Linked DNA regions of Homo sapiens: region 2 is linked to region 1. The links are chromatin contacts, found by Hi-C or POLR2A ChIA-PET in ENCODE. All regions are on one chromosome and are shown on one strand. Each heading gives the region's core, a stretch centred on a gene start or an enhancer-like site at or near the end of the contact. The rest is flanking DNA. Distances are from core to core; before and after follow the strand shown.

The links. A loop is a pair of places that touch in the nucleus more often than their neighbours do. ChIA-PET counts read pairs that join two places held with the same protein, here RNA polymerase II (POLR2A). Pooled maps may share reads with other maps.
Region 2: a map of CD8-positive, alpha-beta T cell shows a loop between it and region 1 (13-fold over the local background). The contact joins the promoter of TIGD4 here to the promoter of ARHGAP10 in region 1. A Hi-C loop is called at or near these places in 1 of 168 maps with a recorded cell type or tissue (CD8-positive, alpha-beta T cell) and 2 of 50 pooled maps. POLR2A ChIA-PET finds 5 or more read pairs at or near these places in 1 of 52 experiments (activated T-cell).

What each region holds. Positions count from the first base shown.
Region 1 is chr4:147,727,411-147,734,971 of GRCh38, reverse strand. It overlaps ARHGAP10 (Rho GTPase activating protein 10), which reads right to left and starts at 2,884. Exons shown (of 23, transcript NM_024605.4): 1 at 2,517-2,884. The coding sequence starts at 2,670. RefSeq lists enhancers at 840-969, 2,098-2,167, 1,488-2,380, 2,381-3,273 and silencers at 2,278-2,357, 2,668-3,187.
Region 2 is chr4:152,776,129-152,783,689 of GRCh38, reverse strand. TIGD4 (tigger transposable element derived 4) reads left to right here and starts at 3,960. Exons shown (of 2, transcript NM_145720.4): 1 at 3,960-4,208. ARFIP1 (ARF interacting protein 1) reads right to left here and starts at 3,736. Exons shown (of 9, transcript NM_001025595.3): 1 at 3,464-3,736. RefSeq lists enhancers at 3,459-3,508, 3,699-3,858, 4,309-4,518.

The DNA.
Region 1 (7,561 bases), core at 1,635-4,134:
AAAAATAGAAATCACTTAAATACACACTTCTCGAAATGCTCAAAAGGTCATTTTTGTAAAATAAAATATAAAATATCTGGAAATATAAATAATCTGACCTAGTGGGTTTTATTCTTTCTGTAGATCCTCCACCCAATGTCATCCCTTGACTCTCTGATGTTATACAAAAGCTCAACTGGTTAGATGAACCATTTACCTAGACTGCAGTTTCAAATAACCTCATCAAGCCATTTTCAAATGCTGCAGAACCTTATTAGTTCCCCTAAGAGGTAGACAGGGGAAGTTGGACGCAAAAGAATAAGACCTGCTCAATTTTCCTATAGCCACGCCCTAACCAGTGAAGAAGAATTAAATTCAGGTCCCCTGACTTTAGTCCAAGGCTCTTAGTCTTTGATAGGAACTAGAAGTAAACTTTATGGAGCAAGCGGGAAAAGGCATGTGAGCTACAGCTGTGTTCCTGTCACCTTCTGGGAAAGAATTTAAACATAAATTCTTAATGAACATAACGAGAAAAAAAGACACTTCCCAATTACTCTCAAAGCATGATTACAAGTTATGTTTCTTATGCTAAAGGACGAGAATCAAAATGAGTAAGATACTAATTCACAAATTCAAGAAAGTCTACAGTCTGGAGGAAAGCTGACATCTGGCCCCCCAGATGCACTGGCTGCTGCTGGAACCTAACGCATGTGTCCTGATGGCAGGAAAGCTAATATGCTGTCACAGAAATAGCTTTCTACCAGTGGCCAAACTGGCTTTGCCCTCTGCCTCTCTCCACACCTCTCTAGCTCCAGAGGGAACTACTACAACCAATGAGAGAGAAGGTACATTCTCCCGGCCACTGACTCTGGTTAACATCAAGTTACAGAAAGAGTCCTCAGTCCTCATTCTCTCGTGTTCACTCTGCACCCCCGCTCCCAACTCCTCCTTTCTATGCTCACTCCTCCATATGTATAGGCGCCCCCCTACTTCCCACCCAACACACATACCAGATGCCAAGGGCCTGGAGAGCCCTCAACCAAATAAGCCCACTTGTCACATGTCCCAGAGTCCCATTTCTGATTCAAGCAGCAGAGACTTAAAAACAAAACAAAAAAACCCTAAGTGAGTCCCAGTCCTGATTTTGCAACACCAAAGAGGTCAGAGAACCAAAAGGAACCTTGGAGATCATCCAGAGAAGTTGAGTGACTTGCCTCCAAAATTACAGGGATGGCTCACTAAATTCTTCCCACAGAAATGTACTTCAACTTATTCATTAAATGCATATTTACTGTACCAGGCACCATGCTGGGTGCCCGAGACAGTATAATCAATATGTTTTAATCGCCCTTACTGAAAAATGGGGCGGGGCGCGGTCGGGAGAACAGTGAGATGGGGGATTTTCCCCAGAGGTGGTATCTACAAACAAATGTACAAGGGACGAATACCTAAGGCTGAGAATTACTGAACTGAGAATCTAGGTGAGTGATGAAGGCCCTAAGAACCCAGCCCCTCAAGGCTGGATACTGCCCAAGTCCCTGTCTGCTGTATGGACAGGTCTTTTAAAGGGGGAAAGGGGACATTCACCGCCATCCTCCGAAGGGGTTATGGATCCAAGGGATGGTCAGGCTGCCCAGCTCCTCACTGGGGCTAATTCCGCCCCATTTTCCAGTAGCATCACTAACTCAGTATTTCTGCATGAATTTTGGCCCCTTCTCTCCTAGAAAGACTCTCCTCAACTACACTAAAATACAGTTATCTCTCCTGTATCTCGTGTCTTCTTCCGAGTTTAAGAGACAGAAGTTCAGGGGAGGAAGGCACCAAGCCTAACCGGGGTGGAATTCCCTATTTGCAAGCAGTGCCCGCCTAGGCTAGAGGGCAGGCTGTCCGCTCACCCTTCCAAACCCCAATCTTTGAACCCTCCTCAGCACGGCAGGGGAGGAATGTGCGGAAGCAGCATAAAGCCAGGTGGACTTTCTGGTTTGGCACGTGAAGGACCTGGAACAGGACTGTCGGGGAAGATCAGACAATGAGAGGGAAAAGGTGAAGCTTAAGGGGACTCTGGAAAACTCAACACTCCCGCAGGGTTTCAAAGAATCCCCAAGAAATTTCTTTTGAGAAGTCACAAAACAAAACTAGGCAAACAGATGCCTCGGTTTTGTAAGAGATTGTGAGTAGCTTTAGGCAGCAATGAAACCTGACTCCGGGCCAGGAGTGCCTAGGGTCGGTCCAGCGGAGCGCGCATTCAGCGAGGGGTGTTCGGCCGGGGCCAGGCGGGGCCCAGGCGGGGCCCGCTGGCAGCTGGTTCCCGCCGCCGCAGAGCCGCAGGGGCGGGAATGGGGACTCGCCGCGCTGCCTCGAGGAGGAATGATTCCAGGGACCCCCCGGGGTTCCGAGAGAGCTGGGCTGGTCCGGAATGAATTCCCCGTTCCTCTGGCTGCTGGCCCCGGACACAAGACCCTCCGTCTCCTGCCGAGAGAGGCTCCCCCAGCCGCCTCGCCACGCCGCAGCCCGTCCGCGCCCGCGTCCCCGCTTACTTTTCGTCGCAGCGATGAGGTTCTTCCCGTCCTTAATGAGCTCTTTGATGAACTTGTTGGTCCTCTCGAGTTCCGCTTCGTGAGCGCGGATCCTCTCCCGGAACCACGGGCTGTCGAGGTAGCAGTCGCTGAACTCCAGGGGCTGCAGCCCCATGACGGCAGCGGTCGCTGCGCGGTGCGCACGGCCGCGCGCTCCTGCCCGAGCCGAGCTCCGAGGCCGCTGCCAGGTGCGGCGCCGCGCGTTCAGGGAGCACAGAGGAGCTAGCAGGCCCGGGCGCGCGGCGAGCGCGGCACGGACATGTCCCGTAGAGCCGAGTCCTGCGGCGCGGAGGAGCTGCCACCGAGACCAGCGCTAGCTGCGGCGCCCCAATCCCGGCAGCCCCCGCCGAGCTCTGAGCGCCCGCGGCCCCGCCCCGCCCGGCCCCCGCGCGGCAGACACTCCCCGAGGCGCCACCCGGCCGGGCCCGCGCTCCCGCTCGTCCCCTTCTCTTTCCTCCGCCTTCCTTCTTCCTCCCTTCCCTTCCCTGGACGCCTCTTCCTTCTCTTCCCCACGCGCAGCTGCCCCTCCTCTTCCTTCCGAGGCGTCCTGGGGCTAGAATTTCGCCCCGCGGCTCCCCTCCACCCTGGGCGCTCTCCCCTCCCCTTTGCTTGGGCTCCCGGGGCCGGGGTGACTCACAGTCGGCTCCCCGCTGCACGGAACCCGACCGGGACCGAGAAGGAGCGTCTTAATTGCAGTCGTTAGTCCCCGCAGGCGGGCGACATAACTCTGAAGTGGCTGCCTTGCAGGAGATGATTAACTCATTTATCTCATTTATCCTGGGACGCCCCCAACCCCGAGCTGGGAACGAACTCGCACAGGGGGCTCTTTTCCTTATCCCGGTTCCTTTCCCAGTTTAAAGTGAGATGCGTGGTAAATCTCCGCTTGAGATCGAAGCCTTACAATGGCAAGAGCGTTTTCTTGGTGGCCCAGCAGCTCCTATTACACTTCTCTGCGTATCCGCACTAAATAACTTAGTTGAAGAGAGAGGGCTGGCTAAACCACAGAAAAGTTGTTTCTGTTGTGTTCAGCACATTAAATTTGCTGGGGTAGGTGAAGACGATCTTTATTATTCTAAAAATAACTACCGGAAAACATGCCAGGTAACGTGTGGTTTTCACCGCGTGGGGGTGACGATCAATGAGAATTTATGTCAGTGCCCTCAAAAAGCCTATTTTGTGTGTTATGAAACAACTCCAGTGTGTCCCAAAAAAAGTTAGGCATTTTAAAGTATTAAAATGTATACCTTAGGCCGGACGTGGTGGCTCACGCCTGTAATCCCAACACTTTGGGAGACGGAGGCGGGTAGATCACCTGAGGTCAGGAGTTGGAGACCAGCTGGCTAACATGGTGAAACCCCGTCTCTACTTAAAATACAAAAAGTACCCGGGTGCGGTGGCACGTGCCTGTAGTCCCAGCTGAGGCAGGAGAATCGCTTGAACCCAGGAGGCGGAGGTTGCAGTGAGTCGTGATGGTGCCACTGCACTCCAGCCTGGGCGACAGAGCGAGACAATGTCTCAAAAAAAAAAAAAAGTATTTCTTAAAAAAAAACACTAATAGTTCATTAGAGTAACGTTTCATAATCGCAATTTATTAAGCAATTATTATGTGCCGGGCACCCACTAGGAACTCCATACATCTACAAACTCGCGATATAGACTTACATGATATGATGGTAATATTAACGAGAAACTTCAAAGTAATTCCTCAAGACGTTCAGACTCTCAGCTGGGTAATTAAGAATCTGTTTGGACAGCATGTTGTAGGAGGGTAACCCTCCCGAACAAGTTAAATAAGCCTCCTACTCAATAAGCCCTTTTGTTACAAAACAGCACCAGGAGTGCCTAACCCACAGATAAACATTATTACTCTAATGTCCATCCTCCAGAGAGTTCAAAGTGTTTTACAAATAACTTTTAGGCGGTGAAAGCTTCAGTTCCTACTAAAACCAGCAGGAGACTGGAGTCTACAGAAAAGAGAATAAAAGAGGCAAATAAAGGGGAAGAAAGACAAGAAGAGAGGGGGTGTAAACAAAAATGAGGGCCTAGCGAAACAGCCAAGCACTGACCACACTCAATCCTCAGAGCAGAAACCCAAACCTTTTCTCATAGAGGGGCTGCTGAGACTTCTTCAATATTGAACATGGAGGTTACCGTGTGACCCAGCAAGTCCACGCTTAGATATATACCCAAAAGAAATGAAAATATATGTCCACGCAAATATTTACACACAAATATTCATAGCAGCATTATTCGTAATAGCCAAAAAGTAGAATCAACCAAAATGTCCTTTGTCAGCTGTGTAATGGATGCACAAAATGTTTGTCCATAAAATGAAATATTAATCTACAATAAAAAGGAATGAAGTACTGACACGTGCTACGGCACAATAACGGTGAAAACGTTATACTAAGTAAAAGAACCTAGCTGCAAAAGGCCAATACTATCTACTTATATTAAATGTCCAAAACAGGTAAATCTATAGAGGCAGAAAGATTAGTGGTTGCTAGAGACTGGGGGATAGAGTGGAGGGTATATGTAGTCAGGAGTTTATTTTCAGGGTGATGAAAATTATTAATATTTTTATTTTTCATAGAGATAGGGTCTCACTATGTTGCCCAGGCTTTTCTCAAACTCCTTAGTTCAAATGATGCTCCCACCTTGGTCTCCCAAATTGCTGGAGTTATGGGAGTGAGCCGCCGAGCCTGGCCGAAAACAATTTAAATTTACATTTTGGTAATGGTTGCACAATTCTGAATATACTCAAAATCACTTAATTGTATGTGATAAATGGGTGGATTTCTTTTGGTCTGTGAAATATATCTCAATAAAAAATTTTTTTTAAGATGAACTACTCTAGAACTGCTTCTCCTTTACCACATTAGACTTCAAGCCGTAAAAACTCTGGTTTATTCAGTGTGCCCAGTTCTTTAGATATTTGGAGAAAAAAAAAAGTTGTTTAAAACAATGTCAAAACATCATAAAAAATATTACTTATCACTTCACACACATGTACACCCAGTGTTAAAGAGCTAGTGAATATGAATCTTAATTCATTACCAAATAGGTCCACAATAATTACCATGAGTGGAGGGGCCTGATTAATTTTGTTTTATTCAGCTATGCCTATGCAGTGTCTGGTATACAAGTGATCAGTAAATGTGGAATGAATAAGTATAACTAACTGAAGAGAAATCTCTGTACAGTGGACAGTGGAAAGATAGATATTTAGTAGTTCCAGCTCCAGCTTTACTACTTAACAGTTGTGCAACCTTAGCAAAGGTAATTTTCTGTAAACCTCAGACTTACCATCAGTGAAATGGAGATGATGACATTGCAGCTGCAGGTTGCTTGAGAAGATTTAATGAAATTGTGTTTGTAAAGTGCCTGCTGAAAATTATGATAATAATGAGACTCAAGGAAGAAGGAAGTGTGGAGGATGGGCTGAAGAGAGGGATGAGGGAGAGGAGGAGACAGATTACATTCCATCAATGTGGGAAAGATTTTCGGGGCAGGAGAGCCCTTAAATCATGGTTTTAAACCATGTAAGACAGAACTCAAGAAAAGTGGCCACAAAAGCAGATGCTACTGAGTTTCCAGGTTTCATCTTAATTAATCAATTATTCCCACAAATATTTACTGATCATTTATATGTATTAGGCACCGTATTAGGTGCTCATGATGCAGCAGCACACAAAACAGTCCTCACCGTGCTTTTGGTCTCTGGGGGAGACTGGCCTCATCCCAAAAAAAAAGAAAAAGAAAAATCACACACATATATATCCAATTGAAAATTGAAGCACCATGCAGTTAAAGTGAAGGGTGTGTGAGAGATTATAATTGGAACACCTGATGGAGATTGGGGCTGGGTCAAGGAAGGCCTCATTGAGGAAGTGATATGAAAATGATAATTTAATCAATGACCAGGAATATCAGTAGGAGTTAACTGTTAAATAGGGGTAGGAACAGAGTAGTACAGACATGGGACCAGCTTGTGCAGGCCCCTGAGATGGCACACTCAAGAGATGAACAGGTCGGTGGCTGAAGCCCAGTGAGAGAGACTGGCTCACAACTATGCCAGGTGGTGGAGGATAGGCAGGGTCAGATGGTGCAGAGCCTCTAAGTCTTATTTAGGATTTGGGACTGTATCCCAACACTGTTGGGAGCCTTTAAAGAGTTTTATGCATGTAGTAAAATGATCCGGATTGTGTTTTCTCTCTAGCTGCTGTGTGGAGAATGGAAATCCAGACAGAAGGTGGTTGGAGTTGTCTGGGCAAGAAATGGAATAGCTCAATCCTCCAAGGTGACCCTCCAAGGAAACAGCGAGAAATAGACAGAAATGAAGTATATTTTAGAAGGAGATTCTGGGACTTGACAATAGCCTGGATATTGGAAATGAGGAAGAAGGGGTCAGCGGTGGCCCCCAGGCTTGTGGCATGGTAAGTTAGGTGGATGGATATGCCACTTACTGAAAGGATAACATGAGGTAAGAAGCTGTCATGGCAGTGTTGGTGATGACTGGGTTGGAAGGATGCGTTTCAGTATAAACTCATGAAATGTTTGAGATGCCTGGGAGACATTCAAGTACTTAAGTCATGTAGGCACTGACACCCAAATGGCATTTTTATGCTTTACTCAGTGCTTGGATTAGTTAGGGATTTGAATCAATGCAAGCTGGTCAAGTTTCAGTCTACATGAAATAGAGGTTAACAGATAGGAAACCTTCCCTTGATGTAGGTTCTGCTGCATACCATACTGTAGTTTTTGTGTTGTGATGACTCACAAAGTACCTACCTGTAAAGTTAAATATGGGTCTACTGAATCCTTGGATATGTTTCAGGTTGTGAGTCAGAATTAGGTTCAGACACATTATAACAGAAAATCCAAAATCACTGGTTTTTAAACCATAAGGGGTTTAGATTTCCCTCTCTCTCATAAAAAGGAGTCCATGATTCCAGAGTCCCCAAGGAAGCACTGGCTTCCATCCTCAATGTCACCTCATGGTACAA
Region 2 (7,561 bases), core at 2,711-5,210, 5.0 Mb before region 1:
ATAGAAAGTCAGGTGATATATCTCCAACTCATTTCAAAAAGGACATAATGGACGCATGGTAGAAGTTGTCTACAGTAGTAGTCTAGAGTCAGACAACGTAGGTGGAGCCATGCACTGGCTCCACCAGCGCAATTCTGAGCAGACTACTTTAGCTTCAGTTAATCATTCAGCTTTATTTTCTTCACCTACAGAAATGAGGACTTTAGCCACTTTATAAGGTTATCATTTGAGATAATAATGTAAAGCACTTAGCTTAATGCACATGGTAAGCAAATAAATGTAACTGTTACAGTGTTAGATATAAAATATCTTCCGAATTTGTCATTACCTTAAAAGGAAACTAATTTAGCATAAGCTAGTCTGTTGTTGATGTTGTTTTTGAGATGGAGTCTCACTCTGTTGGCCAGGCTGGAGTGAAGTGGTGGGATCTTGGCTTACTGCAGCCTCCGCCTCCTGGGTTCAAGCGATTCTCCTGCCTCAGCCCCTCCCAAGTAGCTGGGACTACAGGCATGCAACACACACCCGGCTAATTTTTTTATTTTTAGGAGAGATGGGGTTTCACCATGTTGGCCAGGTTTTGAACTCCTGACATCAAGTGATCCACCCGCCACAGCCTCCCAAAGTGTTGGGATTACAGGTGTGAGGCACCGTGCCCAGCCTAGCATACGCTATTCTCTATAAACTTATGTTGACTGCTCCCCCAAGTGAGGTTGCTAGACAGAGGAAAACTTATTCTGTGAGCAGAAGAAACTGGATACTCATGATAGACTATGATGAGCTGTATAGGTCTCTTCAAGTTAACATTCTAAAAAAAAAAGTATCAGACCTTTAGAACTGCAACCCTCAATCAACAAATAATTCACAACCAAATCAGTAAGTTCAAATATGTACTCTAAAACTTACATTAAGCTTGGAAGGATACTAACGTATTCACAAGAGAGAAACAATCATTAAAATATCTCATACAGAATGGAGGGAAAGGGGATGTCAAGATAAGCAACAACATTCCAAAGGACCACACCACTGAAACATCTTGTTTGTTTTTCATAGCAAAGCCAAATCAAATCCTAAGGTACATGCCTCAAGCAAAAAAAATTAAGAAAATGAAAGCAAAATACAACTAGAATTTAAATTTTTTACTCTGAACTGTGCCTAGTTGGTTGGTGATATTTAATACATATTAAAGATAGGCACATCAGTTTGTAAATCCACTGGATCTCCAGAGCATGGACCACAAACAGCTATCCCTAAGAAGAAACCTCAAAACCACAAATCAGGAAATAAAGTGGGCAGCCTCATTTCCTTCTGTAAGTCTAGGAAGGAATTTAGAAACACTAATGTTTTAAAGGAGAGATTTCAATATCAAACTAGAAGAATCCCTGCATTCTCCTTTCCTTGGTCCCAAAGCAAACAATTTACAGTTTGGGAAAACACACACACACACACACACACACACACACACACACCCCTACCTGTTTTCACTAACTTCAACAAGACACTGCCTAAGTGGTGGTTTTAATCTATCAAGAAGCTATATATCTCCTTTGCACAGTTTGGGAAAGCACACACACATACACACCTGTTTTCACTAACTTCAACAAGATACTGCCTAAGTGGAAAACACACACACACATACACACACAAAACCTGTTTTCACTAACTTCAACAAGACACTGCCTAAGTGGTGGTTTTAATCTATCAAGAGGCTGTATATCTCCTTTGAGAATTTGATAAAAACAATGGACACTTTCCCCAGGGGGGAAAAAAATTCACTCAAACAAAACTGCATATAATTTCAGGGGTGGGAATGAGGAAGACCCCTGAAAGTTGTTGACCCTTAGGCCATGAACCCCAAGTCATCATCCAGGATTAAGGCAAATCATAATCCAAGGAAAACCAGTTTATCAATTTGGAAAGAAACTAAAGTAACTGAGGCAGGGATTTAATCCACAAAATACATTAGAAATCTTTTCTCTTTTCTCAGATAAAAGTGTGTTAGACTTGGTAGTTGGGAGAAGACGTGGGTCATGCTAAGCAAGGAAAACAAAACAAAAAACACCACAGGACAAACGAAAGAAAAGCAGAATTAAGGCAGCAGTAAAATATAGTAATCTGTAGCCGCTCTGAGAGAACAGCAATGAAATGGCCAATTCGGCCGGGCGCGGTGGCTCACGCCTGTAATCCCAACACTTTGGGAGGCCGAGGAGGGAGGATCATTTGAGGTCAGGAGTTTGAGACCAGCCTGGCCAACACGGTGAAACCCCGTCTCTACTAAAAATACAAAAATTAGCTAGGCGGTAGTGGCGCCTACCTGTAAACCCAGCTACTCAGAAGGCTGAGACAGGAGAAAAGCTTGAGCCTGGGAGGTGGACGTTGCGGTGAGCCGAGATCGTGCCAATGCACTCCAGCCTGGGCGACAGAGTGAGACTCTGTCTCAAAAAAAAAAAAAAAAAAAGAAAAAAGAAAAGGCCAATTCCTGAAGCCTTAACAGACGGCTGACTTAAGGTAACCATTTCTGGTGCACATTTCTATGCCAATTAAGTTAATTAAATGGCAAACATGAACACACCCTTACAGGTGAAAGTATGAAAGCAAAAGTTTATGCGAAGTTCTGGATCTCTTCCGGCTTTTCCTTATCAAATAATAATGTAGTTAGATGAATTTTATACTTTAGGAGAAAACAGGGTAGGGGCGGGGGACAGAAATCCTAAGAGTGGCCAAAGGATCTGCAGGAAGTATAAAGTGTAAACTTTTTGAAATCAAAGGGCTCAAGAGGAAGGTAAGAACAAAACAAAGGAAGTAATAACAAAATAAAGTAAAAGGGAAAAACGTCTAGCATCTAAAAACTGTTTTTAAAAAATTATTTCCTTTTCCTAGACACGTAAACAGTAGTAACTTGGCAAACAGGAACGGAGCAGAAGACAATCGAACAACTCCCTTTCCAAAACTCCAGCATTCCTTAGTCAGGCTTGGGACATTTCACAGGCAAGACTCCTCTCTGCACCACTGCCAGATGAATCTCTCAGAGGGACTGTCACTATCTCCCTTCCTCCCACTGCGGGAGAGAGGAAGCTGGGGATGCAGGGAGAAGAGGGGAGAAATGAGGGTTGGACAGCAAGCCTGAAGGTGGCCCACTCCGACACTTTGTCAAGAAAGGTCCGGATTCTGGATCCTGCAACTCCTTTTCCCACCCAATGTATGCAAAGCCAAGAGAGTGCCTCCCTGCAAGGGCCGGTCCTACACCTTCACTCGACTGTTTCGGGGGCACACTCAGAGGGACAGAAGGAATGAAGGACAGAAGAAACCAAAGGCATAACACTTGGGCAGATACGGCACAGACTAAGGAGAGGCGTGCCCTGTGAAAGTTCGGAACGGTGAACCCGTAGGCAACGTGCCCGCCCCACCAGCCACCTCAAACCATCTTTCCCCCGCCTTTTCCCAGGCGAGCCAGCTCCGCCCTCACCTTTCTTAGGGTAACTCGGTAGCTTCTAAGTCGAGGCTTATCCTTTCCGCCGCTCTCTGGAATCGCCTCAACCCTGGCAAAAACTGAGCGGAAACGCGACCCGGACCTTTTCCTTCTTCCCCTTCCCCCACGCACCTCGGCTGCTCGGGGGCGGGGAGCAACTGCAGCTGTCACAAATTCACACTGACCAACCGCCGAGGACAGTCGGACCGGCGACCTCTCAACCCAGCCTCCAGAACCAGAACCAAGAGCAGCGAAGCCGGAAGTGAGGAGACCGGAAGTAGCGTTGTCCCTGGCCCTGGACGGCCTCTCTCTCCCTCAATCCGGCCTTGCCCGGCCACGTCTCGGTGGTGTCAGCGCACCTCCCACGAGGATCCCTCCGCCCTTCTCCGGGAGGCGGGCTACGCCCCTCCCTCTGCTGCCCTAGCAACCACATCCGGGACTCCGGCGGTGTCGTTGCCCGGGTAATTTTCTGGCAGCGACCTAATGCGCGCGGGGCCAGAGGCACCGGCTAGAGCTGGGAGCTTGCGGAAGGGCGCCCCTGCCTGGTCTTGAGAGGTCGAAGGTCTCCAGGAGGCCTCCGCCTCCCTCTTTTTCATTCACACACCCTAGCCTCACACGTTAGGAGGACCCCCCCAACAGACCGTGAGCTGGTGCCGGGAGGGTGGAGGTAGATGTACCTCACCTCCACGCTACCACAGAAGAGCGAAAGCTGCTTTCTCAGCCACCGGAGAGCACGAAGAAGGTTATTCCAGTCCCGGGGGGAAGGTGGGGGTGGTAGGGAGAATGCGAAGATAAGGCAGCAGACGGAATGCGGGCGCTGCCTCGCGCTGCCCCCGTGCCTGGGGAGCCCTCTCCCTTCAGAAAGGCTAGACCCCCGGGCCCGGCATCCCTGAGCTCTTACTTGCTCTGGATTTGTGATCGCTTTTTGCTTTTTGCTCGCTCTCTCACAGTAGATTCCTTGATACTTTTCTTTCCGGCTCCTCTTTCTTTTTCCGGATGACCGAGCTCTGCTTTCTTTGCTTGCCCCATTACTTCTTAAATAGATCATTGTTCTGTCACGGAAACTGCTGAACAATTCGCTCTCTCAGAGCCCTTCGTAGTTTCCTAAACGGGGCCCCAACCTGCACTACTCTCCCCATCCCCAGAGCTCAGTGGTGCGAAAGCGTGGCTCCCCCGTGGCGCTAGATAGACCTGAAGTTCATTTACACACTGTACCATACAGTTGGTCCATCACAGAATATCCCTTCGAACTGCTGGACTGCTTTTCCTTTGACAGCTTTGAATGCTCATTTTTACTCCCATTTCACTTGTAGAAATGCGAAGGGTAACTGTGCACACGGCGAGATTTACCCTTCTTTAGACCGTACTTCTCAGCTGCCTTTACTTGTCACAGTAGCTGACAAGATATTTTTAATGACTAATGCCCAAAGGCAGAGCTCTACCTCTACAGATTTCCAGGGAGTTTCAGTGTAGTGAAATATCCCTGGCAGGTATCTTCCCCAGATCTGTGAATAGTAAACACCTATGGCACCATAAATGTTTCCAATGTATAACAATATTGATTGAGCTCTCTAGGATACCACCTCTTAAAAAAATAGTACTGAAATTCCAAAACATAAATCTCTTATCTTAAGTGGTTCTGTCTTAAACAAAAGAAAGGAGCAAATATATATGCCAACCCACTCAAACTGTAACTTCAATTGTTATAGCTTACTGTGGATTTTTCTGTACAAAGCCATCTTGTTGGTTTGGAGACCATTAGTCTTCTCAATTATAAGAAAATAATCCCAATCTAAATTAATTACTGCTGTAATTGTGTAGGAACTGAGCAACTACAGAACTTGCAGCTAAGTACAAGTGTTGTTCCTAGGGTTTCAGAAGGGTGACTTGGAGGAAGTGTACGGTAGGACTCAGCGGTGCTTGAATGATGTGGACAATGAATACTAAATTGTTTTTGCTGGCTGTTATCTTAAAGATTCCTGCTAGCTGTCTCTTGAGTTTGGAGATGCTTAGCTTGACTAAAGTTAGTCTAACTATTAGACTGTCAGACTCTGAAGTGTTTCTTATTTTGGAAAGGTGAAGACTTGCTTTAGTTTGTTCATAGTTTCCTTGGCAGCTGCTGATGGTTTTGATGGAGATTCAGATGGATTTGGAACTAATGCTAACTTCTGCTTGGTGAAGATGCTAACCAAGTTAGATACTCTTCAGTGAATTCTGGTACTGTGTACGATTAATCCTCATCCACAGTATTACGCTGTGCAAGGCTATATATACACAGGATTAATCTTTCCATGATTTCCACTGCCCTGAAGGAAATTAGAATGTAGTCTGGCTCCAAGAAAACACTAGAAACTACTTCAGCTGGTGATGGAAAATAGTGGAATTCTATACATCCTTTGAGACAATGGAAGCAGCAAACCAGCGTTCTTTGGATTGGGGAATATTTTTGGTACTAACTGAAAAACATCATTTTAAGCCTGGCCCTGCTTAGAGGAGACTTGTTTTCTCTTCCCTCTCTCCCTCTCTTCCTTTTTTCCCTCCTTCCTCTTTTTCTTTCCTCCTTTCCTTCTTGTCTCCCTCCCTTCTCCTTCCTTCCTTCTTCCTCTTTTTCTTTCCTCCTTCCCTCCCTCCCTCCCTTCCTTCCTTTTTTCCTTTCTCCCCTCCTTCCTTCCTTTTTTTCTTCCTTCCTTCCTCCCTCCCTCCCTTCTTTTCTTCCTTTCTTCCTTTGCCCTAAAACTTGGGGGACCCTGCCTGCTCATTTTGTTTAGAATAGAAGATTACTACTTTTCTCTGAATTGTCATTTATTTTTAGAGAGGTAAGAAAAAAGGGAATAGCTGCCTTCCATATATACTTATGACATGGAGATTATCTACTCATTTAACTTTGCACTGCTATTGGCTGTTTATTTGGCTTTTGAAAAATCAGGTGCTATTTATTCATTGGGCTTGTGGGGAACTCTAGTAGCCCTGAATGGCATTTGTGGCATACTCAATGAAGTCTAATTCTTTATCCTGGCATTAAAGGCTTACCAAGATCTGGCCTCAATCTTGCAAATGAGCACTCTCTTATATACCTGAAGGAAAAGTGCTAATTTAGCCAACTAATAGAGATAGGTATAAATACCAATATAGACATAGATATGAAACTTTAGTTGCAAAGAAATGTTTAATATGCTTCAAAGTGCATATTTCCCTCTTCCATGCTTTATTGTCTATTCTTATCAGCAGAAATGTTTTCCTATTTTTCCTTACCTGTGATGTACCTATCCATCCTTTACAGTTGAGTTCAGATGCTACTTCTGTCATGAACCCATTATTTATCCTCCCTGTGAGAATTCATTTTTCCCTGTTTTTGGATCTTACAGCCTTTGATTTGAGCCCCCATTTCAGTCTGCTTTATACTACTGTCTTGCATGTTTTCCCATGATAAATAAGATGGTTTTTGGGAAACTGAACTTTGGACTTACTTGATTCTCTTATAACACCAGGAAATTGGCCAATTCTAGTTGAGTTATGGAAATATGTTGTCTGCTGCATACCAGGCAAGTTCAAGAATACCAGCAACTCCTGCTACTTAGGGTAATGGTACAAGTAGGATTAAGTGGATATAGTTGCTATCTATCTGTAGAAGACAATGAGTGAGTGCTGTCTTAAGTTTGGAAAGTAGTTGATTCTCTGCAGAGGGGTATAAACTACTGATGAAAGGAGAGTGACTCATTACTCCTAGAGATTCTGAATGGGAAGAATGCCAGCTTTATGTTTTCTGATACTGATTTTTTTTTTAATAACTTGGTGCAAAAGTAGAACATTATTCTAAGATGACTGTTGTGGAAGAAAAAAAAGGTAGAACATTAGAGTTGTAAAAATGTTTTTAACTATAAAGAGGAAAAAACTGAACTTATTTATAATTCATTTACCTAGAGAGAACATTCAACATTTTGGTCAATGTATTTTTTTTCTTTATATCTATGTAGATATATATTTCTTCATTTATTTAACAAATTGCTACTGACACCCTATGGTTTGCTGGAAGTGAGCTGTGTAGGAATAACCATGAGCCTCTGCTCTGATGTAATTTTTAGTGTATGTTGTATT